Regions from separate parts of the Homo sapiens genome. Here all the other regions are linked to region 1. The links are chromatin loops, found by intact Hi-C in ENCODE. Cell type or tissue: endothelial cell of umbilical vein. All regions are shown on one strand. Region 1 overlaps TXLNG (taxilin gamma). Region 2 overlaps REPS2 (RALBP1 associated Eps domain containing 2). Region 3 holds the start of REPS2 (RALBP1 associated Eps domain containing 2). Region 4 overlaps REPS2 (RALBP1 associated Eps domain containing 2). Region 5 overlaps NHS (NHS actin remodeling regulator). Region 6 has its middle 13 kb from the start of RBBP7. Region 7 has its middle 22 kb from the start of RBBP7.

Evidence for each region. Peaks named below come from ENCODE experiments on the same cell type or tissue, not always from the same donor. Only the 100,000 strongest peaks of a DNase experiment are listed, where the experiment ranks them.
Region 2: a loop joins it to region 1, with 5 times the contacts of the local background. A loop is called at or near these places in 6 of 110 quality-filtered maps.
Region 3: it touches region 1 in a loop (7-fold over the local background); 3 of 110 quality-filtered maps call a loop at or near these places.
Region 4: a loop joins it to region 1, with 16 times the contacts of the local background. A loop is called at or near these places in 64 of 110 quality-filtered maps.
Region 5: it touches region 1 in a loop (5-fold over the local background); 7 of 110 quality-filtered maps call a loop at or near these places.
Region 6: a loop joins it to region 1, with 6 times the contacts of the local background. A loop is called at or near these places in 45 of 110 quality-filtered maps.
Region 7: it touches region 1 in a loop (11-fold over the local background); 41 of 110 quality-filtered maps call a loop at or near these places.

What each region holds. Positions count from the first base shown.
Region 1 is chrX:16,824,381-16,828,380 of GRCh38, reverse strand. TXLNG (taxilin gamma) reads right to left here. Exons shown (of 10, transcript NM_018360.3): 4 at 117-287. Among named protein-coding and RNA genes, the nearest start is that of TXLNG, 40 kb to the right of the region's middle. RefSeq lists an enhancer at 1,000-1,515. In endothelial cell of umbilical vein, a CTCF peak has its summit at 2,053 (motif pointing left); DNase peaks (open chromatin) are centred at 50 and 1,940; H3K27ac peaks cover 3,009 bases.
Region 2 is chrX:17,080,268-17,084,267 of GRCh38, reverse strand. The region is part of intron 13 of REPS2 (RALBP1 associated Eps domain containing 2); the gene reads right to left. Among named protein-coding and RNA genes, the nearest start is that of REPS2, 140 kb to the right of the region's middle. In endothelial cell of umbilical vein, no CTCF peak of the experiment used is centred here; no DNase peak of the experiment used is centred here.
Region 3 is chrX:16,944,747-16,948,746 of GRCh38, reverse strand. It overlaps REPS2 (RALBP1 associated Eps domain containing 2), which reads right to left and starts at 2,089. Exons shown (of 18, transcript NM_004726.3): 1 at 1,613-2,089. The coding sequence starts at 1,885. In endothelial cell of umbilical vein, no CTCF peak of the experiment used is centred here; a DNase peak (open chromatin) is centred at 2,126; H3K4me3 peaks cover 1,354 bases.
Region 4 is chrX:17,045,118-17,049,117 of GRCh38, reverse strand. It overlaps REPS2 (RALBP1 associated Eps domain containing 2), which reads right to left. Exons shown (of 18, transcript NM_004726.3): 6 at 1,636-1,771. Among named protein-coding and RNA genes, the nearest start is that of REPS2, 100 kb to the right of the region's middle. In endothelial cell of umbilical vein, a CTCF peak has its summit at 2,414 (motif pointing right); a DNase peak (open chromatin) is centred at 2,427.
Region 5 is chrX:17,589,103-17,593,102 of GRCh38, reverse strand. All of the region lies in intron 1 of NHS (NHS actin remodeling regulator), which reads right to left. Among named protein-coding and RNA genes, the nearest start is that of NHS-AS1, 32 kb to the right of the region's middle. In endothelial cell of umbilical vein, a CTCF peak has its summit at 1,722 (motif pointing right); DNase peaks (open chromatin) are centred at 892, 1,242 and 1,762; H3K27ac peaks cover 1,544 bases.
Region 6 is chrX:16,880,910-16,884,909 of GRCh38, reverse strand. No RefSeq gene overlaps it. Among named protein-coding and RNA genes, the nearest start is that of RBBP7, 13 kb to the right of the region's middle. RefSeq lists an enhancer at 2,423-2,472. In endothelial cell of umbilical vein, a CTCF peak has its summit at 1,519 (motif pointing left); DNase peaks (open chromatin) are centred at 1,509, 1,809 and 2,039; H3K4me3 peaks cover 714 bases; H3K27ac peaks cover 497 bases.
Region 7 is chrX:16,890,848-16,894,847 of GRCh38, reverse strand. No RefSeq gene overlaps it. Among named protein-coding and RNA genes, the nearest start is that of RBBP7, 22 kb to the right of the region's middle. In endothelial cell of umbilical vein, a CTCF peak has its summit at 1,856 (motif pointing right); a DNase peak (open chromatin) is centred at 1,857.

The DNA.
Region 1 (4,000 bases):
AGCAAGGCAGTATCTGTCTCCAAGTAGAGACAAGGATTTATTTCAGATAGGCACAGGGTTGATTATGAAATCAGATAAGTCCCTCCTGAAAAAAACAGACAAATGAAGCAACTAACCTTTAACGTCTTATTGTGACGCTGAAGTTCTCTGCAAAGAGATTCTAGCTTGCTTCTTGCCAAGATAGCCTTGCTATGTTCACTCTGCAAGTGAACTTTCTCTTTCACAATCTGGGCTTGCTTCTTCTGCAGGATCTTCATTTGCTTCTGAACACTCCTGCTCTCCTCCAGCTAAAATTCATAAGCACTTTGTATTTAGGAAGTACAGTAAAAATCTTACAGTTATGGCTAGAATTATAATGAGAGCTATGGAACACATTTTCAAAAAGTCAAATACTATGGTTTAATATATTATTTAAATTGTTTCATGCCATGCTACACTGCCACCCTTCTCTTCTCTCCTCTTCCAGTTGTGACAAAAAAGTAAGCAAATTTAGGGCAGCAGAAAATAATCCATCTTTTTCTTTTTTAAAAAAAAATCCTTTAGACAGATTTAATTTTCACAACCCTTTATTATCCAGGTTTTATAGAAGAAATGTATAAGCCTGGAGACATTAATAAGTTGCCTAACATTCTTTAATTAGTACAGATAATCAGTAAGGGGTGAGGTGGGATTTGAACCCAGCAGCCTGAATCTCTGGCTTTCTTGACTTCCGTATTGGCCTGCTATCCCCTGGGGTCCTGAATTTTGCCAGCTTTCTGACTTCAGACACTGATCACAGATCTTCTCCCTGCTTTCAACCCAACAACTCACAAGCAACATGGGCTCCTCAACTTCCAGCTATGATCTTGTGCTTTTTGAAGGATGATGCCCTTCAACTGGATACCTCCTGCCCCTGAATTTTCCTGGGCCCACTGGGAACACTGCCCAAGTATTCCAGCCTTAACCCTTTGGAAAATAAACCAGCTCCAGTTCTAGCTGAAACCTACTCCAATGTTGAAGGCCAGGAGTGACTCAGTGCTAAAGCCAGGCATGTCCCGAATTGCTGTTTGCTGGGTGAATGTCTGTCTAGATCATTTCCTACCTGGCAAAAAACCCGCTGAAATCCAAATATTTTAACAATCAATTTATTGTGCTTTGGGGTTTTGATTTTTTTATTTTCATTATCATTTTTTTAGATGGACTATTATTCTGTTGCACAATCTCGGCTCACTGCAGCCTCCACCTCCCGGGTTCAAGCGATTCTCCTGCCTCAGCCTCCCGAGTAGCTAGGACTACAGGCACCTGCCACCACGCCCAGCTAATTTTTGTATTTTTAGTAGAGACAGGGTTTCCCTATGTTGGCCAGACTGGTCTCAAACTCATGACCTCAATTGATCCACCTGCCTTGGCCTCCCAAAGTGCTGGGATTACAAGCATAAGCCACCATGCCCGGCCGGGTTTTGCTTTTTTGAGATGGAGTTTCACTCTAGTTGCCCAGGCTGGAGTGCAATGGATCGCGCCATTGCACTCCAGCCTAGGCAACAAGAGTTAAAGCGATTCTCCTGCCTCAGCCTCCCAAGTAGCTGGGATTATAGGCATGCGCCACCACACCCAGCTAATTTTGTATTTTTAGTAGAAATGGGGTTTCTCCATGTTGGTCAGGCTGGTCTCGAACTCCCGACCTCAGGTGATCCGCCCACCTCGGCCTCCCAAAGTGCTGAGAATACAGGCATGAGCCACCGTGCCCAGCAGGTTTTTGTTTTTTTAAATGATGCTTTAGGAGTCGATACCATCAAGTTTTACACCCACAGGCTACTATACTGAAACAGTCATCAGAATCTAAAACTCAGTAAACAGCACTCAGGGTTCTTTGTAAGAAGAACTGCTGCAGTTTTGGGTATGGAACAAATCAGTCTGTTTCAAGGTTAAATCAACATGAACAGATAAGATGGCAGCCTTACTGACCTTTCAATAAAGCTTTTACTGAAAAAGAAAATGATGCTGAGTCACAATTTGAAGAGCAAGAGTGACATCTTGTGGCCTACCAAAACATATCACGCATCCTTACAGCCACATTTACAGATATTAAAAACACCTTTACTGAAATTCTTGCAGGAAAAAAAATCATTGTTTTTGCATAATTTTGTAAAGCAAAATTACTGCGAACTGTACACGGCTGCCCAGTTTAAGAGGCTGCAGGTCCGGCACATACTAGCTGTAATTTCACCAGGGTGCAGAGCTCCTGCCTTTCCTGACCCAGGGTTAGCGCAATCCTGAATCCGGCGTTCATTATTCCTTCGCTTTCCTTTCTATATAATTTCATTTCATCTGTGTGCACTTCTCTAAAAAAAAAATCCTTTTGGTTTTAGCTGTTTTGACTTTATTGTAGCTAGTGCAAATGAGGAATTGAAATTTTCATTTAATTTACACTAATTTAATAAGCCACATGTGGCTGATGGCTACTGTCTTGGACAGCGCAACTCGATTACATTGCTAGGACTCATCCACATTGTTGGCGTGTAGCTGCAGATCAGGACTTAGCAGATTTTTTCTGTAAAGGGCCAGCAAGTAAATATTTTAGGCACTGCAGGCCACATATGGTCTCTGTCACGTGTTCTTTATTTTTAAACATCTTAAAAATTAAAACCATTCTTGTGGGCAGTGTAAAAACAGACTTCGGATGCATTTGGCCCACAGGCTGTATAATATTCCACTTTTTAAAAACACAGCACACACACAAACATACCACACAAAGTGAGAACCTGTCTCTAAAAAATAAACAGTGAGCCATGATTGCGCCACTGCACTCCAGCCTGGGTGGTAGAGTGAGACCCTGTCTGAAAAATAAACAAACAAGTAGATAAAAAATAAAAACACACCACACATACACACAAAACTCTTTATTAATCCATCTTCTTGCATCAACAGGCATCTGGGCTGTCTCTAGGTTTTGTTATTACTCACAGTGGTATGAACATTCTCATGTGTTTCCTGGTATACACGTGTCAGGAATTTCTCCTCTGTGCAAACATCAGAAATGAGGTTGCTGGGCAATGATTTCTAAATGTTTGATTTCACATGACAATGGTGAATTGATATTCCCAACAGCAATATATAAGAGACCACGTAGATCCACATCCTCTCCAAAATGATCAGATTTCTTCATTTATGCCACTACAATAGACGTAAAATGGCATCTCACTGTGGTCCTAATTTGCATTTCCCTAATCACTTATCAGGTGGAACATCTCTTTGAATGTTTATGGACCTTTATGTTAAGGTATCTTCGTATCTTTGTTTTTCCACTTCTATGAAATGTCCCTTTCATGTCTCTCATCCAGCTTTCCATAGGGCTATTTGTCCTTTTCACATTAGTGTTCTTTAGATATTCTTGATACTAAATCGCCTGCTGGTTATATTTGTTGGAAATATGTTCTCCCCAGTTTGTAATGTCGTCTCACTTTTTTTTTTTTTCTGAGATGAAGTCTCACTCTGCTGCCCAGGCTGGAATGCAGTGGTGCGATCTTGGCTCACTGCAACTTCCGCCTCCCCAGTTCAAGCGATTCTCCTGCCTCAACCTCCTGAGTAGCTGGAACTACAGGCGCGCAAACACCATGCCCGGCTAATTTTTTTTTTTTTATTTTTTTAGTAGAGACGGGCTTTCACCATATTGGACAGGCTGGTCTTGAATTCCTGACCTCGTGATCCGCCTGCCTCAGGCTCCCAAAGTGCTGGGATTACAGGTGTGAGCCACCGCGCTTGGCCATCTTCTCACTTTTTTTCAGGGCATCTTTTGACGAAAACAAAGTTCTTAATTTCAATAAAGCAAATTTGTACAATCTTTCCTCTGACAGTGCTTTTTGTGCTATAAGAAATATTTCCTAAACTCAAGGTTTGAAAAATATTTATCTATTGATAAATCAAAATAATATCTACAAATTTCAAAGCTTAATTTTTGACATTTAAGCCTTTAATCTATTTGGAATTGATTGTTGCCTCTGGTGTGTAAGGATCTAATTTT
Region 2 (4,000 bases), 260 kb before region 1:
CATAAAAGGAATGAAGTATTGATTCATGCTACAACATGGATGAACCTTGAGAACATTATACTAAGTGAATGAAGCCAGTCACAAAAGACCACATATTATATGATTCTATTAATACAGAATTCCGGAATGGGCAAATCCATAGAAACAGAAAGTAAGTTAGTGGTTGCCAAGGGATAGAGGAAGAAAAGGGGGGAATGGGAATGATTGCTAATAGGTATGGGGTTTCTTTTGAGGGGGATGAAAATATTCTGAAATTACATAGTGCTGATAGTTATATATAACACTATGAATATACTAAATATCACTGAATTGTGCACTTTAAAAAGGTGAATTTTATAGTATATGGGTTACATCTCAATAACGCTTTCATTTAAAAAAAACAAAAAAACAAAACAAAACAAAAAAACTGCCCAGACTGCCAAATTGAACCCTTGGATAGCTGTGCACTGTGGGCCCAAAGGTTTGGGGTGGGTCAGGAATCCCATAGTCCTACCAGATTTTAAAAGAAACAAGTAGCACTCACAGGAAAAATACAGTAAGGAAATATATAAGGTCAGAGCTGCTTTTGTGGCCAAATTCATCTTTTAGAGAACCTGAAAGGTAAGTTTGGTATTAGGAACATCTCTTACTCCCAAGGAGTTTACCTACTTCTTAAGTTACAGAAACAAATATTCATTTATAGAAAACCGAGGAAAGACTTCTCAATTCGCCACTCAATAAACACAGCCACTTCCAAGTTAAGACAGAGCCCTTACCATGACGTTTTACCCAACTATACATCTCACAATGTAATCTTTGGGAGGTCCTCCAGAACTACTCCTCAGTGTTGGAAAGGCACTGAAATGGAATCTGAAGAACGCATCAGAGCTTAAAAGAGTGCTCGGGGCTGGGCGCAGTGGCTCATGCCTGTAATCCCAGCACTTTGGGAGGCTGAGGCGGGTGGATCATGAGGTCAGGAGATTGAGACCATCCTGGCTAACACGGTGAAACCCCGTCTCTACTAAAAATACAAAAAATTAGCAGGGCGTGGTGGCAGGTGCCTGTAGTCCCCAGCTATTTGGGAGGCCGAGGCAGGAGAATGGGCATGAACCCGGGAGACGGAGCTTGCAGTGAGCTGAGATCACGCCACTGCACTCCAGCCTGGGTGACAGAACGAGACTTCATCTCAAAAAAAAAAAAAAAAAAAAAAAGTGCTCGGAACATTTCTGTCATTTCAGCTGCATTCCAGGAGGTGGTAGCAGATGGTCATAAAGATACCCTGAATACAGAATCGTAGGGAAGATTGAGATAGGTAACCTCAGGCAGGAAAGACATCTCTGGTACTTTCAGATACCATCATTGCAGCTAAAGAGTGAAAAGCAAATTTTTTATAATAGGTGACATCTGTACATGAGCCAAAATTAAAAAGATACAAATAGGCATTCAACAGAAAGTAAGCTTGTTTCCCAGTCCTGTCCTCAGTCATACTGTTCCCCTTGCCCAGAAGCAACTATCATTACCAGTTTCTTTAGCATCATCCTGAAATTGTCTACACATTTATAAACATACACATTCTGCATCATACTTTTGTCACTTAATTTATCCGAGATAGCTCTCCATGTAGTATACGTGCCTGTTCTTTTTAACAGCTTCATACAATTCCATAGGATGGATGTACCATAGTCTCTTAACCATGGAATGAGTTGTTATTATCAGTATATCTAAAGCAGAGATAGGAAATTAGCTACCCATGGACAGACACTAGCCCTGGATGTGTTCTGTTCAGCCATCACAATGGTTTTAATGTGTGAATCTCAATGTATTTGGCCATATGGGATGTGGTTTTAAAAAAAAACAACTGACCATCAACATCCCCTTCTCCTTTTTTGCAGTAAGAAACGTATTTCTGGGAAATGGCTGCCCTGCCAAGGACTACATTTCCCAGCTGCCTGGCAACTAGGTCTATCCATGGGCCTAGGTCCCCCAGCTAGATTTGAGTGGAAATGATGAAAATGCCCGGTCTGAAACTTTAAAGGAATGGCTATGTCTCCTCCACACCATCTCTGCCCCTTCTGCCAGGCAGATGCTCAATGACTGGAACAAGGCAGAGCTAAGGCTTTTTACTGTCACCATGGAAACCTCAGGCTACAAACCTCAGGCATGGCTTTGAGAAGAGGCAGGTCTGAATCAAGAGTAGAAGAGAGGGGTAGTTCTTACTGACTCCGTGGACAGAAGAAACCCCTTTTTATGAAAAAAAAATTACCTCATGAAAATAACTGTTTCATTGAGGAAAAGGAGGTTAGGTACCAGCTTAGTGTGATTTTTCTTACAGGAATCTCAGTAATAAAAGATGTTTCATAGCTATAAATATAGAGACATAAAATCCAAACATCACTGAGCAAATTCCAGGTCTGACTGCCTCTAGGTTTTGCATACTTGCATTGTCACTGACTTAGACTTTCTTGCACATTTTTGCTATCTCTCAAACACAGCAGCTGTGTGGGACTGTGAGGCAATGGCTCCAAGAACTGGGTCAGCTATTACAAATGGTGATCTCCCTGTTACACACAGCGATCATAGTGTATCCGCTTCTCCTTATGAAAACACATGCCTCGGGTCTGATGCCAGTACCTAGAGAGCCCTGGAATCATCTAGGCTACTATAAATCACACATTCACACTCTCTTTACAGACACCAAAGTTGAAGCCAACTGTTCTATATTTCCAAAGTTGGCCTTATTCATTTTTATAGATTTACATTCTAAATCAGCCCTTTGTTCTTTTTCCCCATATCATGTTACCTATTTTCATAAATGTAAAGGCATTAATGCCACCTACTTCTAAGCTATTCCTTTAAATGCTGCTTGAATCCTACACCAAGAGTCTGTGGACTCTCCTTCCATTGGTTCTACAATTTTTTATTCTATTTCCTGCTTATTCCTTTGGATAAACATCATCACTCCTATGTAACAACCATCCCATCTTTCCCTTCATTTTCCTTTCATTTTTCTTTGCATCTTCTCTCCATCCTATTTCCTTTCCACACTATCACTCCACTTTAAGCCACTCTGTATCAGCACCTTAGCTTCAATCACTGCTTTTCACAATCCTGAGTCTCATTTTATTAAACAAGGGCTTCATTTTATCTTTCCCTTTCAACTCAAGTCCACATCTTGCTTCATCTCACATTATTTTCCCCTCTTTTCTTTACCTTTCCTTATTCTTCTATTGTCATAAACAGGGTGACCCAGGCAGTCTGTCTTAAGTGATAAAGTTGGCAGAAGGAGGGGATATGGGGGGCGGGGCTGGAGGGACAAGGAACAGCACAGCAGCAGGTGAGGTAGGCTTCCCCATGGCCACCCTCACATTCCCAAGTGCCTGACAGGAGGGAGGTCCAGAACGTAGGCAAAATGAAGAAGAAAGAAGTGGTCCCCGTGGTTAGGCAAAGAGAGATGTAGCAACAGAAGCTGGCCAAGCCTTCTGAGCAGGCAAATCATAAGAGAAGGAATATTTATGGCCAATAACAATACAAAAAGATTCTCAGCCTCACTAGGAATCAGGGACATGAAACTGCCTATTACACAGGTAATGATTAAAAAGATGAACATGAAGCAGTGTTGGCAAGATTGTGAGGAAACACTTTCAGACAGTGTTGATGATGGAGCAAGTTGACAGGTGTTCCACCTCACCCTTTGGCAACATATAGCTACACTTTAAACATCTACAGCCTTTGACCCTGCAACTCCAACCAGCAGGATTTAACCTAAGAAAATAATTAGATGATGAAACAAAGATACGGACATGAAATTATTAATAACCTCTGCCTCGTTTATATTATAAGAACAAGGTGGTGGTGTGGGGGAGCTTGGCAAGGGGAGAGTGAGGGGAGGCTCATACCTGTGAAGGAGTGATGGGGGAGAAGGACAAAAAGAGAAACAGAGGGGTATGAAGAGGACACGGGGGTCGGGGTGGAGAGAGAGAGAGGTTTGTTTGCAAGGGTGAGAAAGGAACGGGGGCTGGGG
Region 3 (4,000 bases), 120 kb before region 1:
TTTTAAAACTATATGTACCTCAAGAAAGCATGGGTTCTAACATCAGGAAATCCTTCTTCCCAATTCCTAAAGAGGCATCAACCAACATATTCAGATTTACTATGCCCACCTCCTCTTATCCGATGCATTACTGACAACAAAATAAGCCTTAATAGGTACCCAGCTGTCACTTACTTGCTGCATAGCCTCAGTCAATTATTCCTCTTTCAGCTGGGAAGCAGCTACAGCACTGAATAAATGTATTATGCTCGGGACTATTCTGAGGGCCTCATGTAATAGCCACGGTTTGTGTTTTAAGACACTGACTTTCTCTTTACCTGATCCAGCTCAACTACTCATCAGCAATGGCAGAACTGTCTACATATCAAGGACTTCTTTAGGGATAAACAGCCATGCTAAGTTCTGTGAATACTAGTTACAGTTTCAGAAATCCCAAATTCAAAAGGGTGAAAGATTACAAAGTGTCTAAAGTTATGCTCACAAACATATAGCAGTAAAAACACTCCAGCAGTATAAAACGCAGTCTTAAGCAATTTTTTTAAAAATACGTATGAACACAATGACATTGCAAGTGAACCATAAAACCCTCAGTTCTCCTTTGAAACTAGATTTTAAAATACCACTCGCCACTCTAAATATTCCATTGGTGTTAATAACATTCATACTATTGCTTTTAGGAAAAGCTTCATTTCACGTTTTGAACCTGATATTAACAGTCTTATCACCATGAAGTGCTGGTGACATGAAATGACAGACAAAGGCTTATCAAGTAGTCTTTCTCCAAGCTCCAAGGAAAGCACAAAACAAAAACAGCGTCTGGTATGTATCATCCCCTAGTACTTTTCCAAGTATAGAACAGCCAAAAGGTGGTAGCTATGACATCCCTTACCTTTCAATTCTATTTCAAGTCCAAGTAATGATAGATGGGAAACTACAGCTGTTTCCCATGGTGGACTTCTGAAGTCCACCTCTAATCTCAAATGGGAAATTTGGTTTTGACTTGACAAACGTCCTCTTGCAGTCCCGTGTCCCTGTTCTGCAACTTGTCATTAAGGTTTTCGATTTAATATTAATATTTAGAAATATGTTATGGGCAATTACATATAGTAGATACTTATATATTACAACTACATAGAGAGGACAACATTCAGCCCTGGGCCTCGAACCCTACGGACACACACACCCTTCAAGTTGAAATCCCAGCAAGGCACCCTGAGAACCCACTCAGGAGAGGGAGGGGCAGGAGCAGCGAGCAGAGGTTAAACCAGGCAGCAGCCAAAACAAACACCACTTCCAGAACAGGACAAACTTTGGGTCTGGGCGGCTGCAGAACCCCAGAAATGGCCGGGGGAGGGGAGAGAGTGTCAGACTGTCTCAGGGAAGGAAGATGGGGAGAGCGCACCCAGCACTGGGCGAGGAGCTGAGCTGCGAAGGAGGCTGGTGTCCCCCGGGGACAAGGGCGTCGCCGCCATCCCCGGCTGCAGAGTCCTCTCTCTCAGAACTGGCCGAGGCCTCCGGGTCCCTGGGGGCAGCCCTGTCGCCCCACTCGCAACCTCCGCCCCCGCACACACTGCCCCACAGACCCGCAGGGACAGGAGGCGGAGGGACCCACCTGGTGCAGCGTCTCGGCGGGCAGCTGCGATGCCCGAAACAGGTCAGCCACGGGGCCGGCGGCCGCAGTGGCCGTGCCGGGGGCGACTCTGGCGGCCTCGGGGGGCCCAGACCCGGGGCCCCCGCCCGCGGCGCCGGCACAGCGCGCGAAGAGCTCGGAGTAGCACTGCTGCTCGCCCTCGCTCAGCAGCAGCGGCGGCGGCCCGGAGCCACAGCCCCCGCCCGCCGCTGCCGCTGCCGCTGCCGCCGCCGCCGCCGCCGCTGCCGCCTCCATGGGGCCAGCAAGGGGGCGCGGCGGAGCCCTGTCCCTAGCTGGGGTGCTGCTGCGTCCGCCACAGCCACCGCCTCCTCGGCCTCAGCTGCCGCCGCCGCCGCCGCCGCCACCACCGCCGCCGCCACCACCACCCCCACGCCCCGCAGCTGCCGCGCGGCCGCTTCCTCCCGGCGCGCGCCGGCCCCACCCCCGGGCTTGAATGTTGTGCCTCAGCTGCGCGGCACATGGAGACAGGCGCGGCGCGGCCCAATCACAGCCTGAGATGTCACCCCGGCCCCGCCCCCGCCTCCCGCTTGCCCCGCCCAGCGCCAGGTAACTAACCCAGCGCGCCGCACGCCCTCCGCCCGTCACAGGCTCCGGTGCCCAGGAAGGCGGGCCCCGTGCCTTTCCAAGCCTACCCTGCAAGGGAGCGGAGCCTTTGGCCATCCGCCCTGGTTGGGAAGGGGGCATCTAGACCCAACTGGAGAGAAGCTCTTTTCGGGGAGCGGGGAAGGTTGTGTTGTTTTCTTGCTAGAAGGCTGGGGCAGGTGTGGTGCCCACACCACGCCATGCCCTTTCCAGAAAGGGACAAGGCATGGGAAATTAGGTTTCCTTTCTTCCATAGCAGTACTGCTTATGTCCTAAAGAGCCGGAAGACGCAGACGTCTGTACAAACAGGGTCCCACTGACCCCAGAGTGTTCAGGGTGGTATTGGAGTTAGGCCCCCTCGTCAGACATGGCTCAAACCAGGAGTTGAGACTTTATAAGGAATAACATCGGTTACTCGTAAATACTAGAGTAGTAAGAGTACAAAAAGACCCATTTTGCAGATCATTTCGTCCAAACCCTGCTTTTACAGATGAGGAAACTGCCATGTTCACCTTCATTCCTCCAAAACCAGTTGAATATCTCGTATGTAGCAGATTTATATGCTAGGGCCTGAAAATACAAACCTCAGTAACAGAGGATCCTCACTCTCCAAAGGAAGCACTTATTTTAGTAGTAAAACAGGCATTTTTTTTAGTACAAAACTTGTTCAAGCTCACACCAAAAATCAATGCGAAACCCCACATTTTTCCACCCCGGTCCATGTCCTCCTCTCTCTCTCCATTCCTCCCTATCCTAAAGCATACACACTATATTTTTCAAATGTGCTTGCTTCCCCCTGGCTAGTACTCTAACCACTTTTTTTTTTTTTTTTTTTTTTTGAGAAGGAGTTTCGCTCTTGTTGCCCAGGCTGTAGTTCAATGGCACAGTCTTGGCTCACTGCAACCTCCACCTCCCGGGTTCGAGCGATTATCCTGCCTCAGCCTCCCGAGTAGCTGGAATTACAGGCGCCTGCCACCACTCCTGGCTAATTTTTGTATTTTTAGTAGAGACGGGGTTTCACCATGTTTGTCAGGCTGGTCTCGAACTCCTGACCTCAGGTGATCCACCCCACCCCCACCCCCCCACCTCGGCCTCCCAAAGTGCTGGGATTACAGGCTTGAGCCACCACGCCTGGCCCTCTAGCCGCTTTTAAAAGAAAGTCCAGGCCGGGCGCGGTGGGTCATGCCTGTAATCCCAGCACTTTGGGAGGCCAAGGCAGGCAGATCACTTGAGTCCTGGAGTTCGAGACCAGCCTGGCCAACGTGGTGAAATCCCATCTCTACTAAAAATACAAAAACTAGCTGGGCCATGGTGGTGAGTGCCTGCAGTCCCAGCTACTTGGGAGGCTGAGGCAGGAGAATCACTTGAACCCAAGAGACAGAGGTTGCAGTGAGCCAAGATCACACCACTGCACTCCAGCCTGGGCAACAGAGCAAGACTCTGTCTCAAAGAGAGAGAGAGAAAGAGAGACCAGAAAAGAAGCCACTGGAAAAAAAGTCTGTCCCACCATTGCACTGGAAGTTCCAGCATCAGGCCCACATATCTGCATCTCTTTTCCAAAAATTCTCTTTTTAAATGTCATTTTTCCTGGGAAGACCTGCAGAAATATATGCATGAAGCCTCACTGGGAAACAATAACCCAAAAGAAAACATCAGTCTAGGGTTAAGCACTAATAAAAAATATATTTTACTACAAAGAAAACTACAAAACATTGATTTAAAAAATTGAAGAGGACACAAAAACATGGAAAGGCATCCCATGCTCAT
Region 4 (4,000 bases), 220 kb before region 1:
TTTGAGAGCAGCCTGGCCAACATGGTGAAACCCCGTCTCTACTAAAAATACAAAAATTAGCCTGGTGTGGGGCATGCACCTGTAGTCCCAGCTACTCGGGAGGCTGAGGCAGAAGAATCATTTGAACCCGGGAGGCGGAGGCTGCAGTGAGCCAAGATCGTGCCATTGCACTCCAGCCTGGGCGACAGAGCAAGACTCCATCTCAAAAAAGAAAAGAAAGAAAAAAAGTATAGCATAATAAATACATAATAAGCTAATAATAGCCATTTATTATTAAGTATTATATACTGTACATAATCATATGTGCTAGGCTTTTATACGACTGGTAGCACAGATTTGTTTTTACCAGCATCATCACATTTATGTGAGCACTGCCTTGTGCTACAACATCATGATGGCTACAGCATCACTAGGTGATTAATGGAGCTGGAATTTTTCAGCTCCGTGATACTGTTATGGTACCGCCATCATTGACTGACTGAAACAACCTTATGTGTTAACTGTAGGTAAGAGAAAATCATTGGGGCTATGTGATAGGTACACAGAGGTTTGTTGTATCAGCCAGACTAGTTGTGTCTATATCTGAAATTCTGCAAGATACAAAAGTTAAAAGAAAACAAAAACATTTCTAACAAGTACCTGTTTGTATTTGGCTAAATATCTGCACATGTCGTAAAGAAACTCACCTGAGCACGGGGTAAGGTTAGCAAGTGGTCAAATCGTGCAATATGGGTTTCTGCTTATTTTCCTTAATCATGACGTCAACATTAATTTGTTGTATCTGTACTATTCTGCCGTCAATAAAGCCATTACCACCAATCAGTAAATGATGTTTGCAATTACTTATACAAGTATATTTCAATTATGTGCCTCATTTCACAAGATAAAACTAATCTTTGCCCACACTTCAATATGGCAGGTTACAATTATTAAGGACATATTGTTATTCTTCAAATTTTAAAGTCTAAAAAGAAAGCTTTATGAATTTTTCTTCTAGACTCTACTATTTCACTGTTAGTCTTTCAGCCTGGTAAAATGTAGCCACACTGGCATTAAACCAGTTCCTCTGAGCTTGAATTTTACATGAGAACTCAACAGGAATCTATATATCTGAAGACAACCCAGAAGAACTGACAAGTGGGAAAGCACTGGCCAATTTTCCTCCCCCATTTTAATTTCTCTCAGAAAAACTGGAGGACAAACATTTGAGCCAAAGAAAACGAGCCTGAGTTTGAAGTTTGAAGGCACATATAACATAAAAAGACTTGTGACACCAACTCCTTAGGAGGCCACATTCTGTCCTTGCCCGAGCTCTAATATAACGAGGAAGCAATGAGAGGTGGCCCCTTGGGGCGACACGCTAGCATTTCAAGAACTGCCTCAGCTGATAAGGTGCAGGGTCTGGGCCAAGTTGCCCCCAAATTCCCACTTAAGCCCTTTGAAATGGAAATATAATTTTCCAAACGTCATTGGCAACTTTTCTTCTGCATGGTTTACATCTGATAAGAAATTCGACTTTAGATGAAAAACAAACTGAAATCACAGAAGGCTGCCATACTCATTTTGCGTGAATGATTTCTCAAGATGGTGGCTATGTTCTGGTGAGAGTGATGCCTAGGGAGCCCACATTCTTACCTGAAATGAAAGAGCTTGGGTCTGGCTGAAGGGATCGGAACTGATTGACATAGTACTCGCGCTGTTCTTCTGTTATCCTCCAGGGTTCGTCGGGGTAACTGCTGTTATCCTGTAGTTCCCTCTCCACTGAAAAGGACTGTAAGAATAAATTAAAAAGTAAATGCTCAGAGAACCTGTCTTTAGTGAGAAGTAGAAAAATTAAACACCAATAAAAGTTATCATGTGTTATGCTTAATTTTTTTCCTCAGGTGAAGAAATTTAACTGCCTCATAACTAGAATCTAACTAGAACAGAAACTTAGGGGCAGACATCATGCTTTATGTATTTTTTGTATTCTTCAAAGTTAACAGGACTGAGGCATGAAATACTGAATACTCAGTAAGTGACAAAAAAATTTCTAATTGTAATAAAGGGTTTAAAAAAAGATGATCATTCTTATTTTCCACTATTCCTCACATTTTCATTCTTTCAGATTAGCTGAGTGGATAGTAAAATAATCTGGATTCTTTTTAAATGACAAAAAAGAAACTAGAACAACTATAACCACATCTTTTTTACTGTTGCCGTTACACTGAAATGCTGTATAAATCCAGGAATCAAAAGCTCCAATTCAAATCCCACATTTCCAGCTCCTACTTGAGTGGCAAGTCAGGACCACTGAACCTCTCATTTGGCATTTGTGAATTACAGACAATATTTAGTAACAGAGCTGGGTGGTGAGAACAGCTGTTATGGTACCACAATAAACAGGGTAACAAGGGGTGCATCAGACCTGCCACTAGAGGGCATGCAAGTCAAATTTGAGGATTTAAGAGCCTAGAAAACCAGGGAAGCAGTGCGGGAGAAAACAAAGCTATGGTAGGCATTGGCAGACGAAGGGAAATGTCGATGCTAGGGGGAGGCGTGGGCCTTTGTTCTATCCCTCCCATGAACCCTAAGACTAAAGAGGTACTTGCCAAGGGCCACCTTAACAGGACCAAGAGGTGAACACCAGAAGGATGAGGCTTGGCCGGGTGCAGTGGCTCACGCAAGTAATCCCAGCACTTTGGGAGGCCGAGGCAGGTGGATCACGAGGTCAGGAGTTCAAGACCAGCCTGGCCGACATGATGAAACCCCATCTCTACTAAAAATACAAAAATTAGCTAGGCATGGTGGTGCGTGCCTGTAATCCCAGCTACTCGGGAGGCTAAGGCAAGAGAATCACTTGAACCTGGGAGGCAGAGGTTGAACCTGGGAGGCAGAAGTTGAACCTGGGAGCAGAGGTCGCACCACTGCACTCCAGCCTGGGCAACAGAGTGAGACTCTGTCTCAAAAAAAAAAAAATAAATAAAAATAAATAAAAAAGATGAGGCTTTATGACAAAAGGAGGCTAGGAAAGAAGAGGAGGGTATTGCTGCTAAAGAGCCATCAAGGTGCCTGCTTCTGAACACACTGTCAAGGAGGGAATTAATCATTGGGCGGGCAATTCCACCCACTAACCCTAGAAAAGAAGGCCGGCCATCTCCTCCCATTCCCCACACCCACACACACACACCATTCCAGGAATTAATTCTTCCCAGGAACGCCTGTCTCCCCTCTGACAATGTTCAGAGAAAGGAGACTAGAAAATGTTGAGCTACTGTAAAACCTTGAGATGTCATCTCTGAAGTAAAATATGTATTACTTTGATATCTCACACCTTGGGTTAAGGGTGCTTTCGGAAGGCCAGGACAATGAGATGAAATACTAACTGTAGAATGGATACTTCCAGAAGTGCTGAGTGAGAATGCACCCAGCAAACAGGCTATTCCTCAAAGTCATCTGGGTCCTTTAGTCAGAAGGAAGGTTACATAAAGAGGTTGAGAGCTGTAGGGTTGTTAATCATTTGTAATAAATGTATCATTTTCATACTAGATGAGTTTCTACTAAACGTAAATCAAACCACTCTTAAATGTTCAAGAAGTCATTATCCATTAGTTAATACCTTAAATTTCACAGAGTGTTTTGATATGTACAAAGCATTTCACACACTCCTACTTGTTTGAGCACCTCAAGACTTTGGAGATGTAAGCGGGTATTAATTATTATCCTTTTTCCGAGCTAAGGGAACTTACCCATATCCCTTAGTGAACCCCTGCAGGCAGCAAATAATGACCATCTTTTTTTAATCTCTTATTCAAAGGCAGGATTTTGTATACCGGGATTTTTTTTAACTGGGTTGCATCTATCTGAATTTTTTTCAAAAACCTCTTATTATTATAAAAATAAACAGGCCCAGAGCAGTGGTTCACACGTGTAATCCCAGAACTTTGGGAGGCTGAGGTGGGTGGATCACCTGAGGTCAGGAGTTCAAGACCAACCTAGCCAACATGGTGAAACCCCGTCT
Region 5 (4,000 bases), 760 kb before region 1:
TGATGTTTCAATAAGTATGCTCTTACATTACATGCTGCTGCTTTTCTCTGCCACTTACTTGTTGAATGTCCTTGGCCAAGCTTGTTTCCTTCTTCTTTTAAAAATTTTTTTTGGAAAAATGTTCAGGTTTTTATTATGGTGAATGATGAATTTTTAACATACCCCAAAGTAGATAGAACTTTACCATGAAATTCCACATACCCATCACACACATGTAACAACCATCTAGGGCCCATCTGCCCTGTCTATACCCCCTGCACTTCTTCCTTCCCAGCTTGGCAGTGTCAAAAATCAAACCCCATTGGTCTGCCTCCAAAACCCTCCACCAAGCTGGTCCTTGCTTTGTCCTAGCACTGGGCTTTATTATAACATTCCTAAGGTCCACTTAAAATTATCATTTCCTGGCACATTTCTCTTTTTTTAAAAAGTCATTGTCAAAATGAATAAATTTGATAGAACATTCAAATGGACTATAGAGAACATTTCAGGGCTTATCCTCAGATTTCCATTTGCCAGGCAAAGTTCGAAGGTGCCATTATTAAACTACCTTGGTGATTGTTGAGACGATGTTAAAATGGGATAGAATTCAAAGCTCTTTTGCTCCAGCAAACAGAAATATATAACCAAGTCGCTGGCTTGCCAATTGGGGAGCACAAGTTGTTCCTTTTCTTCCCCTTAATTACCTCTCAATGGAACATTCTAGAATACCCAGGGGGTAAGTTTCCACTAATCTTCAGGCCTCTTTAAAACCTAGGGCTGACACAAAAGCTAAATATAGAACAATATTCTACAAACAAAGTCCTGAGTCTAAGGACCCAAATGAGTCAGACATTGTTTTCAATCATGGCTTACAAAGAAAGTAGCCTAAATTGTGCTAATGGCTCCAACACCTCTGGATAGTATTATACTGAAGTACAAAAGACACAGAAGATCATCTCCAAGGAATGTATAATATGGTTGAGTCTATGGACTATGCCTAAATAAAATGACAGAGATAGACAGGTATACAGTGATTATTACAGTGACTGCACACTATTATACATATGTGTATTTGCATGCACATGTACACACACACACACACACACACACACATCAGTGGACCACTCCATCTCAGATGCACAGTCGCAGTATGATGCAAACACACAGAAACACAAGACTATCCAGGAACCACGAGAGTCAGAAGCTTTAGTTTTGGTTTCAAGTTGGCCACCTCAGATAAAGGCAGCCGGAGGGAAATGAGGGAGCCTGCTGGACAATATTCTCAAGATTGGAAATATATTCCATTCCCGGTTCAGCCAGTAATGAGTCATTTCTTTCAGCAAGCTCTGTCTCAGTCTTTTTGTTTTTAAGACTCCTTCCATTCTATGATGCTATAAAGACCCACTTGAAAAACAACCAGCAAGGTCAATTTCACACAGTATGGATTTGTGGGGCAAGCAGTGTGATCCGGGGTCACACATTAGTTGGTGCACCTCGGGCAATTTATTACACAGTTTAAAACTACGCAGTGTCAAGTGAGTTTGACCTGGGCACGAAGGCAGAAAGCATACCTATTCTATGTGAAATTTTAAGGGCAGGGTGGAGGATTCTGTCTTCATACCAAATACCATGGAAATAATAGAGACAGATGTTTTCCTACCCATTATAAGGGCTTAAAATGTAATCTGCAAGTATGCATCGGCTTCTGATCTCGGCTAGTAGATCTTGGGTTTGGTTGTGGAAGTGCAAAAATTGCTGCGTTGACACCCTTTGGCCACCAGAGAGCTCCCTGCATCCAACCAGGGGTGCCTATTGGATCAGCAAGCACAAGTTTGCAAAATGCAGGGTGCCCTCCCTACGACCTAGAGCACAGATTCTATTGCTATCTCTTACACCAGCAAAATCCACTCATTTTCTCCATCAACAGTAACTCTGGCCTTGTCCTTTTGCCTTTTACAATGTGGGACTTGATGTATTCAGGAGGCAGAGGATTAACATGGGTACCAGGTTCCACATAGGACAAATGATTCCCCAGCTGTGGGGTAAAAGAAGTCCTGGCCTTCAGATTTATGTGTTGCTTATGGCTACCAGAGCCAGTGACTATATGGAACACAGTACTCAAGAAAACTTCTTTTTATAGGTTTTATTTGGTGGCGATTTTCTTTTTCTATTCAAGTGGAAAAATATAAACTAGTATAAAGAAGAAAATGATGATAATCCATCATTCCACCATCTCAGAGAAAATTACTAAGATTTGGACATAGTTCCTTTCATCTTCTTGGTTTTTCTTTGTATGTGTGTGTTGGGGGGGATGTGTGTGTATTCTTACATAGTTGGAGTCCATTTGTATTCTGACATTTTTGGTAATTTTTCTAACCTGATATGATATTTTCTCTTAATTTTATAAGTGTTTTCCACATCATTACATGCACAATGCAAGACAGCTTGGAGAATTCAGAGGCACAGAAGAAAATAAAAAACCCTTGTTTTTTCAGTACCCAGAGATAATCATTTTCACATTTTGGCATTTTACTGCCAGTCATTTTTCCATTTATGGTGTTTGTTTTTATAAAACTGGGACTATACTATATATACTGTTTTATAGACTGCCCTTTTTAAATAATTTTATATAACAACCATTTCCTCCATATCATTAAATATCTTCCCAAAACATGATTTTTAATATCTGGGTAATACTAAAAACCATGAATGGAGCTTAATTCATTTAATAAATTGTCTGTTGTTGATCATTTGTGATGAATCCAATGTTATTTATTCCAGATAGCACCAAGATGAACAACTTTATACTAATCGTATCCTATCATATCATCATAGATGGTCCACCTAGCATAAGCTTTTAGATTTTGAATTACCAGATCAAAGGGTTCGAACATTTTCAAAAGACAGATTCCAACTGCCACACAGTCCCCCAGAAATGTATCATTTCATATTCCCATTAGGAATATATGAGAATCTCTGTCTCATCACACCCTCACCCATGCTGGGGATCACCAATTTAAAAAATGTTTGCCCATTTGATACATACACACTTGCACACACACAGAGAGTTATTTCTCATTGAACATTTAAAACTTCATGTATTGCTCTCAAACAAGGACATGAATAGACAATTCTCAAAAGAAGATATACAAATGACCAACAAACACATGAAAAAAATGCTCAACATCACTGATGATCAGGGAAATGCAAATCAAAACCACAATCCAATACCATCTTACTCCTGCAAGAATGGGCATAATCAAAAAAATATAAAAAATAATAGACATTGGCATGGATGCAGTGAAAACAGAACACTTCTACACTGCTGGTGGGAATGTAAACTAGTATAACCACTATGGAAAACAGTGTGGAGATTCCTTAAAGAACTAAAAGTAGATCTACCATTTGATACAGCAATCCCACTACTGGGTATGTACCCAGAAGAAAATAAGTCATATGAAAAAGATACTCACTCACGCATGTTTATAGCAGCACAATTCGCAATTGCAAAAATAGGGAACCAACCCAAATGTCCATCAGTCAACGAGTGGAGAAAGAAAATGTTACCCACATACACACATACATACCATGGAATACCATGGAATGCTACTCAGCCATAAAAAGGAACAAAATGATGGCATTCGCAGCTACCTGGATGAGATTGGAGACTATTATTCTAAGTGATGTAACTCAGGAATGGAAAACCAAACATCGTATGTTCTTACTTATAAGTGGGAGCTAAGCTATGAGGATGCAAAGGCATAAGAATGACACAATGGATTTTGGGGACTCAGGAGTAAAAAGAGTGGGAAGGTGGGGAGGGATAAAGGACTTCAAATTGGGTTCAGTATATACTGCTCAGGTGATGGGTGTACCAAAATCTCACAAATCACCACTAAAGAACTTACTTGTGTAACCAAATGCCACCTGTTCCCCAAAAACCTATGGAAATAAAAAATTAAAAAATAAAAATAAAACTTCATGTATTGGCCATTTGTATTTCTTCTTTTGTGAATTATTG
Region 6 (4,000 bases), 57 kb before region 1:
CTGCCTTGATCAGAGCTCACAGTGATTAGAGAATTTCATACATCAGAGAGCAATAAGGGGCTAATGTGGAAGTACCTTTTACCTCTGAGAATACAATGTGCTAAAATGTACGGATTGTCCTCTGATAAATCAGAAAATGCTATATAGGACAAAATGACAGCATCTGCTAAAAAGGTCCCCATATCTAGCATTGGTTTCTTTTTTTTTTTTGAGATGGAGTCTCACTCTGCCTTCCAGGCTGGAGTGCAGTGGCGTGATCTCAGCTCACTGCAACCTCCGCCTCCCGGGTTCAAGTGATTCTCCTGCCTCAGCCTCCCCAGAAGCTGGGATTACAGGCACCCGCCACCATGCCCGGCTGATTTCTGGGTTGGTTTTTTTTTTTTTTTTTTTTTTTAGTAGACACAGGGTTTCACCTTGTTGGCCAGGCTGGTCTTGAACTCCTGACCTCAGGTGATCCGCCCACCTCGGCCTCCCAGAGTGCTGGGATTACAGGCATGAGCCACCTTACCCAGCCTAGCATTGGTTTCTATTATAGATTTCCAGTGTCTGTAATAGTGCCTTGCTGAAATATTTATTGGCATATTGTAGGTTCTCAATGAATGTTAGATGCATTTATCTAGCTCAGTGACTTTCTTGATGACTTTGAACCAGTTACTTCATCTCTCTGGGTCTGCTGCATCTTCATGAAATGAGCATACTAATATCCTTCACTGAGGGGCATAGCAAAGGTTAAATGAGATGGGAATGTAAGTCTGCCTGGCACAGAAGCTGGCCAATGGTGGGAACATCAATGTTAGTTTTCTTTACCCTTAAGGTATTGTTGTTAGATTCAAAGTCGTTTAAATGCCAACTTTGTAAAGCCATTCAGAAAAATCAATATTCCTATACAGTCTAATGCTCTTCTCCAATATAGTAACCAGTAGCCATGTGTGGCTATTTAAATTTTTAATTAGCCAGGTGCGGTGGCTCACGCTTGTAATCCCAGTGCTTTGGGAGGCCGAGATGGTTGTGCGAGATCAGCCTGAGAAACATACAGAGACCCTGTCTCTATAAAAAAAATTTAAAATTAGCCATGCACGGCAGCTCAGGCCTGTAGTCCCAGCTACTTGGGAGGCTGAGGTGGGATAATTACTTGAGCCCAGGAGGTTGAGGTTGTAGTGAGCCGTGCTTTCGCCACTGCACTCCAGCCTGGGTGACAGAGCAAGACCCTGTCTCAAAAAATAAAATAAAGTAAAAATAAAAATAAATGTATAGTTAAATGAACTAAAATTAAAATTTAATTTCTTCAGTCATTTTAGCCACATATCCACTTGTGGCTAGTGGCTGACGTGCTGGACAACACAGATATTGGAAATTTCCATCATTGCAGAAAGTTCCATTGGATAGTGCTGCTCTACATTCATGAGAGGACCACAATGCCCCTGTTTTTTTCCTCAACCCAAGCCAGGAGGTCCTAAAACATGTTATACCAAACGTCACTTGATTTGTGCGCCCTCCCGTGGCTAGAGGTGGAAACTGGTCTGCGTTTAGCTGACGAAGCAGCACATTTATAAAAGGGATAGCTTAGTAATCTTCAGTAATCTGACTACTAGAAAGAAAAGAGACATAAAATAGAATATGCATTTTGAATGCTCTAGAGACTACTAAGGAAAATCTGTTTGAGAAGGTTTGATTCCGTAATCCTATTGTTCCTATATCTCGGTATTTCCTGGACTACCTACCCTTGTGGGATAAAGACGTTCTCTGTTTAAACAAAGGATGGTACTATATGGCTGTTTAAAAGTGCGGAGAGACGGGCAGGATTATTCGATGAATGATCCCAGGCGCTCTCTCAGTGGCACCTGGCAACAAACAAGCTGGAACCTGTGGCTCCCCCTGTGGGGACTGGGAGGACTAGACTGAGACTCCACTTCCCACTGGATGAAGGGGACTCCTGTTTCTGGGTGCCGGGCACCTGGCCCTTCCGGGCACTCCCCCACACAGCTGGCACCAGAGCTTAGCCTGCCTGGAGCCTGAGCCCAAGAGTTTATGCCCGACCTACCACCCATGCAAGGCTGTTCTCACGCTTGCGCATTAGAAATGAAGAACCGTGGAGGCGGGGTGGGGCTTCCCGCGAAGCAGTCCCCGCCTGAGTTCTGCGGGTCCCCAAGCACCCTCGCCACAGGATGCACAAAACGTGAGGGACCTGGGCGGCCGCTGACTCTTCTGCCTGGGATTTCAGCCTCACCAGTAACACCCCTGGTGCTGGGGAGGGGCGGGGCGGGGGGACAGCTAAACCTCTTTGTACAGATTTTTTTCTGAAGACATTAATATATTAATATTTCCACACACACACAAAATCAGTAAACACAGAGAAATACAAAGAAAATAAAGATCACTCAAAATCCTGTCACCCAGATAAAATCACTAATACAGCTAAATATACGGTTGTACTACACATAATGGCATTTCCCCCTACACTGGTTTACTTAACTTTAAGAGATATTCAGTGAGCAATGCACGTGGCCAAACAGCAGCTGCCTCCTGAGGTCTGGCACAGCTTCCGGGTCCCTCCCCCACGCAGGACATGCACAGTACAAGAATTGGGTTGAACCTGGTGCAGTTCTTCAACTCAGAACAGCTACCCCTTCAAATGGGCACCTACGTGTGTACACTGTGTTCGGTGCATTGTCCCTGTCTGGGAGCAAGTGCCAAGTCACATCCCTTCTCCTGCAGCTGCAACTCGTCAATCAAGAGTTTCACAAAGAATGTTTTTGGAAACCAGGTACACGCTGACCCGCTAACGTTCCACATTTATCTGAGCCCACTACATTCTGGGGCACAGAGACACATCGTGTTGGCTCTTCTTTTTTAAAAAATTAGCTTTATTGAGATGTAATCACATACTATACAATTCACCCAATTAAAGCATACAAGTGACTAGCTTTTAGTACATTCACAGTCTAATTATAGAACATTTTCATACCTCCTAAAAGAAAGTGGACAAATTAGCAATCACTCCTCATTTTCCCCTAAACCTTCCAACGTTAGGTAATCACTAATCTATTTTGTGTACTTATGGGTTTGTCTATTCTGGCCATTTCATATAAATGGAACCATACGGCCGGGCGAGGTGGCTCACGCCTGTAATCCCAGTACTTTGGGAGGCCAAGGTGGGCGGATCACCTGAGGTCAGGAGTTCAAGACCATCCTGACCAACATGGTGAAACTCTACTAAAAATACAAAAAAAAAAAAAAAATTAGCTGGGCATGGTGGCACACGTCTGTAAAACCAGCTACATGGGAGGCTGAGGCAGGAGTATTGCTTAAACCTGGGAGGCGGAGGTTGCAGTGAGCCGAGATCGCGCCACTGCACTCCAGCCTGGGTGACAGAGCGAGACTCCATCTCATAAATAAATAAATAAATAAATAAAGGAACCATACAATATGTTTTTTTTGTGTGTCTGGCTTCTTTCATTTAGTATGATGTTTTCAAGGTTTATCCATGTTGTAGCATGTATCAGGACTTCATTTCTTTTTATTGCCAAGCAATATTTCATTGTATAGACACAATGCATTTTATTTACCCATTTGTCAGTTGGTGGAATCCCATTAATATATATGTGTATCCTTACACCAGTACCACACTGTCTTGATCACTGTAGCATGTAGTAAGTCTTGATCTAGGGAAGTGTGAGTCCTCCAGCTTTGTTCAAGATTGTTTTGGCTTTTCCAGATGCCTTGACTTTTCATATGAATTTGAGGATCAGCTTATCAATTTCTGCAAAGAATTTAACTGAGTTAGGGATTGCGTTAAATCTGTAGATCACTTATACTGTTTTATAACCTGCTTGTTTTTCAGTCAAATATATTGTGGACATCTTTCCATTTCAGTATTTACAGATTTCATCTTCTTTCTTATGTAATAATTTAACAAATATTTATTAAACAATTACAAGACACAAGGTAGTCTGGTTTCCTAGGTAGAAAGCTTCTTTTTTTCTGGGTGTACATGTACCAA
Region 7 (4,000 bases), 66 kb before region 1:
GAGATGTAAGCAGGAGTCCAATCACGTAAGGCCTTAGAGACTATGATAAGGAGTTTGGACTTCATTCAAGGTACAATGGAAAGGCATAAGAAGAGTTAATGAAGGGAAGAAAATTAATCAACTATCCCTTGATGTTTTATGAGAAATGGATTGGAATGTTCATGAGTGGTGTTGGGAAGACCAGGTGGGAGCCTGTGGCTCTGATCAGGTGAAAGTTAATGGTGGCTGGGACTGGGCTGGTGGCCATGAAGATGGAAAGAATTGGAGGGCTCTCAAGATACATTTTAGAGGTAGAATCAAAAGAAATTGCTGAAAAGGAAAACCCACATTCACCAAATACTAATAGATTCTTTTGTGTCTTTAGCAATTAAAAAATCACTAAATACCCCTAGATCAAAATGGCAAAAAAAAAAAAAAAAAAAAAAAAAGAAAGAAATGTAAAGACTATTCTAGAAAGAAATGTTGGCTGGGCGCAGTGGCTCATGCCTGTAATCCCAGCACTTTGGGAAGCTGAGGCGGGCAGATCACAAGGTCAGGAGTTCGAGACCAGTGTGGCCAGCATAGTGAAACCCAGTCTCTACTAAAAATACAAAAAAATTAGCGGGCATGGTGGCGGGCGCCTGTAATCCCAGCTACTTGGCAGGCTGAAGCAAGGAGAATCGCTTGAACCTGGGAGGTGGAGGTTGCAGGGAGCTGAGATCACGTCACTGCACTCCAGCCCGGGCGACAGTGCAAGATTCTGTCTCAAAAAAAAAAAAAAAAAAAAGAAGAAAAAGAAAGAAAAGTTATACTGCCATTTGTGATTTAAATTTTAAGAAATCATTCTGAAGGACTTCGATGAAACAGGCACTTATAATTGGATGGCTGATGACTCACAACATGCATAATCATTAAAAAATAAACTTTTTGGCTGGGCGTGGTGGCTCACGCCTGTAATCCCAGCACTTGGGAGGCTGAGCCGGGTGGATGGCCTGAGGTCAGGAGTTCGAGACCAGCCTGGCCAACATGGAGAAACCCCGTCTCTACTAAAAAACTACAAAAATTAGCCGGGTGTGGTGGCGGGCGCCTGTAATCCCAGCTACTCGGGAGGCTGAGGCGGGAGAATCGCTTGAACTCGGGAGATGGAGGTTGCCATGAGTGGAGATCCCACCATTGCACTCCTGCTTGGGTGACAAGAGTGAGACTTCGTCTCAAAAAAATAATAAAATAAATATAAATATAAATAAATAAATAAACTTTTTTTAAAATTGAGGATGACTCCAAGGTTTCTGGTTGAATAATGAGTTGGTTGGCATTGCCCTTTACTGAGATAAGGACAACTGGGCAGGGAAATAAGGTAAAGGTTGTGCACAGGGATTAAGAGTTCAACTCTAGACATGTTAAGTTTGAGGTGGGCTTAGTCTTCTTGACTCTGGATAAGGTAAACACACGATGGTTCTTTATAAAAATAAATGTGACAACAACAAATTAAGCACTAATAACAGTGGAGAACAATCTGTAAAAGACCTTCCAAGAGTAAAAGCACCCAAAACTGCTGTGTTTCTCAGAGAATGTATTTGAAACTTGCAAATAATAACACTATGAGATAGGTACAGGATTATTGCTCTCTTATTGTAGATGAGTAAACAGAGTGGAAAATTTAAAAACTCATCCAAAAAATACACATCTAATAAGGGGATAAATTGGGATTATATAAATTGTAACAATCTATGGTACATGTAGGAAAAGATTATTTTTCGAAGACCTTGGGCCCGATAGTACGTTATTGTCTCCCAGTTCCAAACTGGTCCTTGCCAGGGCTGGGACTCTGCAAACATTTCCGCTTTGTCAGCTGCTCTCTGCTAGGCTCTGCCAGTAGGGGGAGCTAGATAGAGACTGTAAATCGGGAAAAGGGAAAATAGTCTTGCTCCTCCCCATCTGCTTTCTACATCTTGACTGCAGCAGTTCCTTGCAGCAGGGGATGGCGCCCTCTCCCCTGAGGTCTGGGTCCCAGTTCCTTCCTCGACGTTTCTAAGTTTTAGTAATTCCAACCTCTTCCTTTGTTCACTCAGCCTTCCTTTGCTCACCTTAGAGTTCTCTTTTGAGTCTTTCCTAGGTCAAGATCCTTTACATTAATTTCTGCTTAAGTGACTGATGTGGTTTCTGTCTCCTGACTGACCCATGGCAGATACAGGCCTAAAAACTGAAAATTCCCAGCCAGTGTCACTTATGAATATAGACGCTAAATCCTAAATGTAATTTTAGTAAACTCAGCAGCAAAACAGTTAAGGCTCATGACATGGATCATCCTGGTGAAGCAGGTGTAATTTAATATGTTAAATTAATGAAATTTAACATATTATTATGCAAGACACAATCAGGAACAGGGGAGACAATTATGACCAAAATCAAAGTCCTGTCCTTCACGGAGCTTCAGTGAAGCCAGATATTTCTTGAATAGTCACACAAACACATGCTCTGTGAGAGCTTTTTATTTATTTATTTATTTATTTATTTATTTAATATATATACATATATTTTTTTTTTGAGGTAGAGTCTCCCTTTGTCACCCAGGCTCGAGTGCAGTGGCACAATCTCGGCTCACTGCAACCTCTGCCTCCCGGTTCAAGTGATTCTCCTGCCTCAGCCTCCCGAGGAGCTGGGATTACAGACACCAGCCACCACGCCTGGCTAATTTTTGTATTTTTAGTAGAGACGGGGTTTCGCCATGTTAGCCAGGCTGGTCTTGAACTCCTGACCTCAGGTGATCCGCCCGCCTTGGCCTCCCAAGTGCTGGGATTACAGGCATGAGCCACCAGGCCCAGCAATTTTATATATATATTTTTTTAGACAGCGTCTTGCTCTATCACCCAGGCTAGAGTGCAGTAATGTGATCATGGCTCTACTGCAGCCTCCAACTCCCGGGCTCAAGTGATCCTCCCACCTCGGCCTCCCAAGCAGCTAGGACTACAGGCACATGCCACCACACCCAGCTAATCCATGAGAGCTTTTAATAGGGTATGTGACATGGTCAGGAAGGTCAAAGGTCAGAGAAGGCTTCCCTGAAGAAGTGACACTTGGACAGATATTTGAAGGACACATAAATAGCTATTCAGGCAAAGAGACAAGGAAAGAGCATGTGCAAAAGTCATGTACTACGCTGGGCACAGTGGCTCACGCCTGTAATCCCAGCACTTTGGGAGCCCGAGGTGGGCAGATCGCTTGAAGTCAGGAGTTTCAGACCAGCCTGGCCAACAGAGTGAAACCTCATATCTACTAAAGATACAAAAATTAGCTGGGTGTGGTGACATGCACCTGTAGTCCCAGCTACTCAGGAGGCTGAGGCAGGAAGATCACTTGAGTCTGGGAGGCAGAGGTTGCAGTGAGCCGAGATCTCACCACTGCACTCCAGCCTGGGTGACAGATCGAGACTCTGTCTCAAAAAAAAAAAAAAAAAAAAAGAAAGAAATCTCCACTGCAGTGTGCTCATCCGGGGTGCTTTTAAATATCTCACACTGCACAGCAGACTAATTATGTCAAAATTTGGGGGGAAAACCCAAGCATCAGCATTTTTTAAAATTCCTCAGGTGATTCCAATGTGTAGCCAAGGTTGACAATTGACAGACTATCATTGTATTCCAAGTCCTATTCTAAATTCTAGTGGTGTTAAAATAAATAAATAAATAAATAAATAAATAAAGCATGCAATGTGTGCCTCAGCTGGGCATGGTGGCTCACCACTGTAATCCCAGCACTTTTGGAGGCCAAGGCACGAAGATCACTTGAGCCCAGGAGTTCGAGACCAACCTGGACAACATAGTGAGACTGCCATCTCTAGTTTTAAAAGTAAATATTCCTTTTGGTAGTAGATAGCTCAAATAAATAAATAAATACATAACATATTTTTAAAAAGAAAAAACTGTATGCCTGTATACGGAGTTACTTCACTTATTAATAACATGCTATTTTTACATAAAGCAATTTTTCCTTGAGCATTCTGGTCTTCTCAAACAATTAAAGA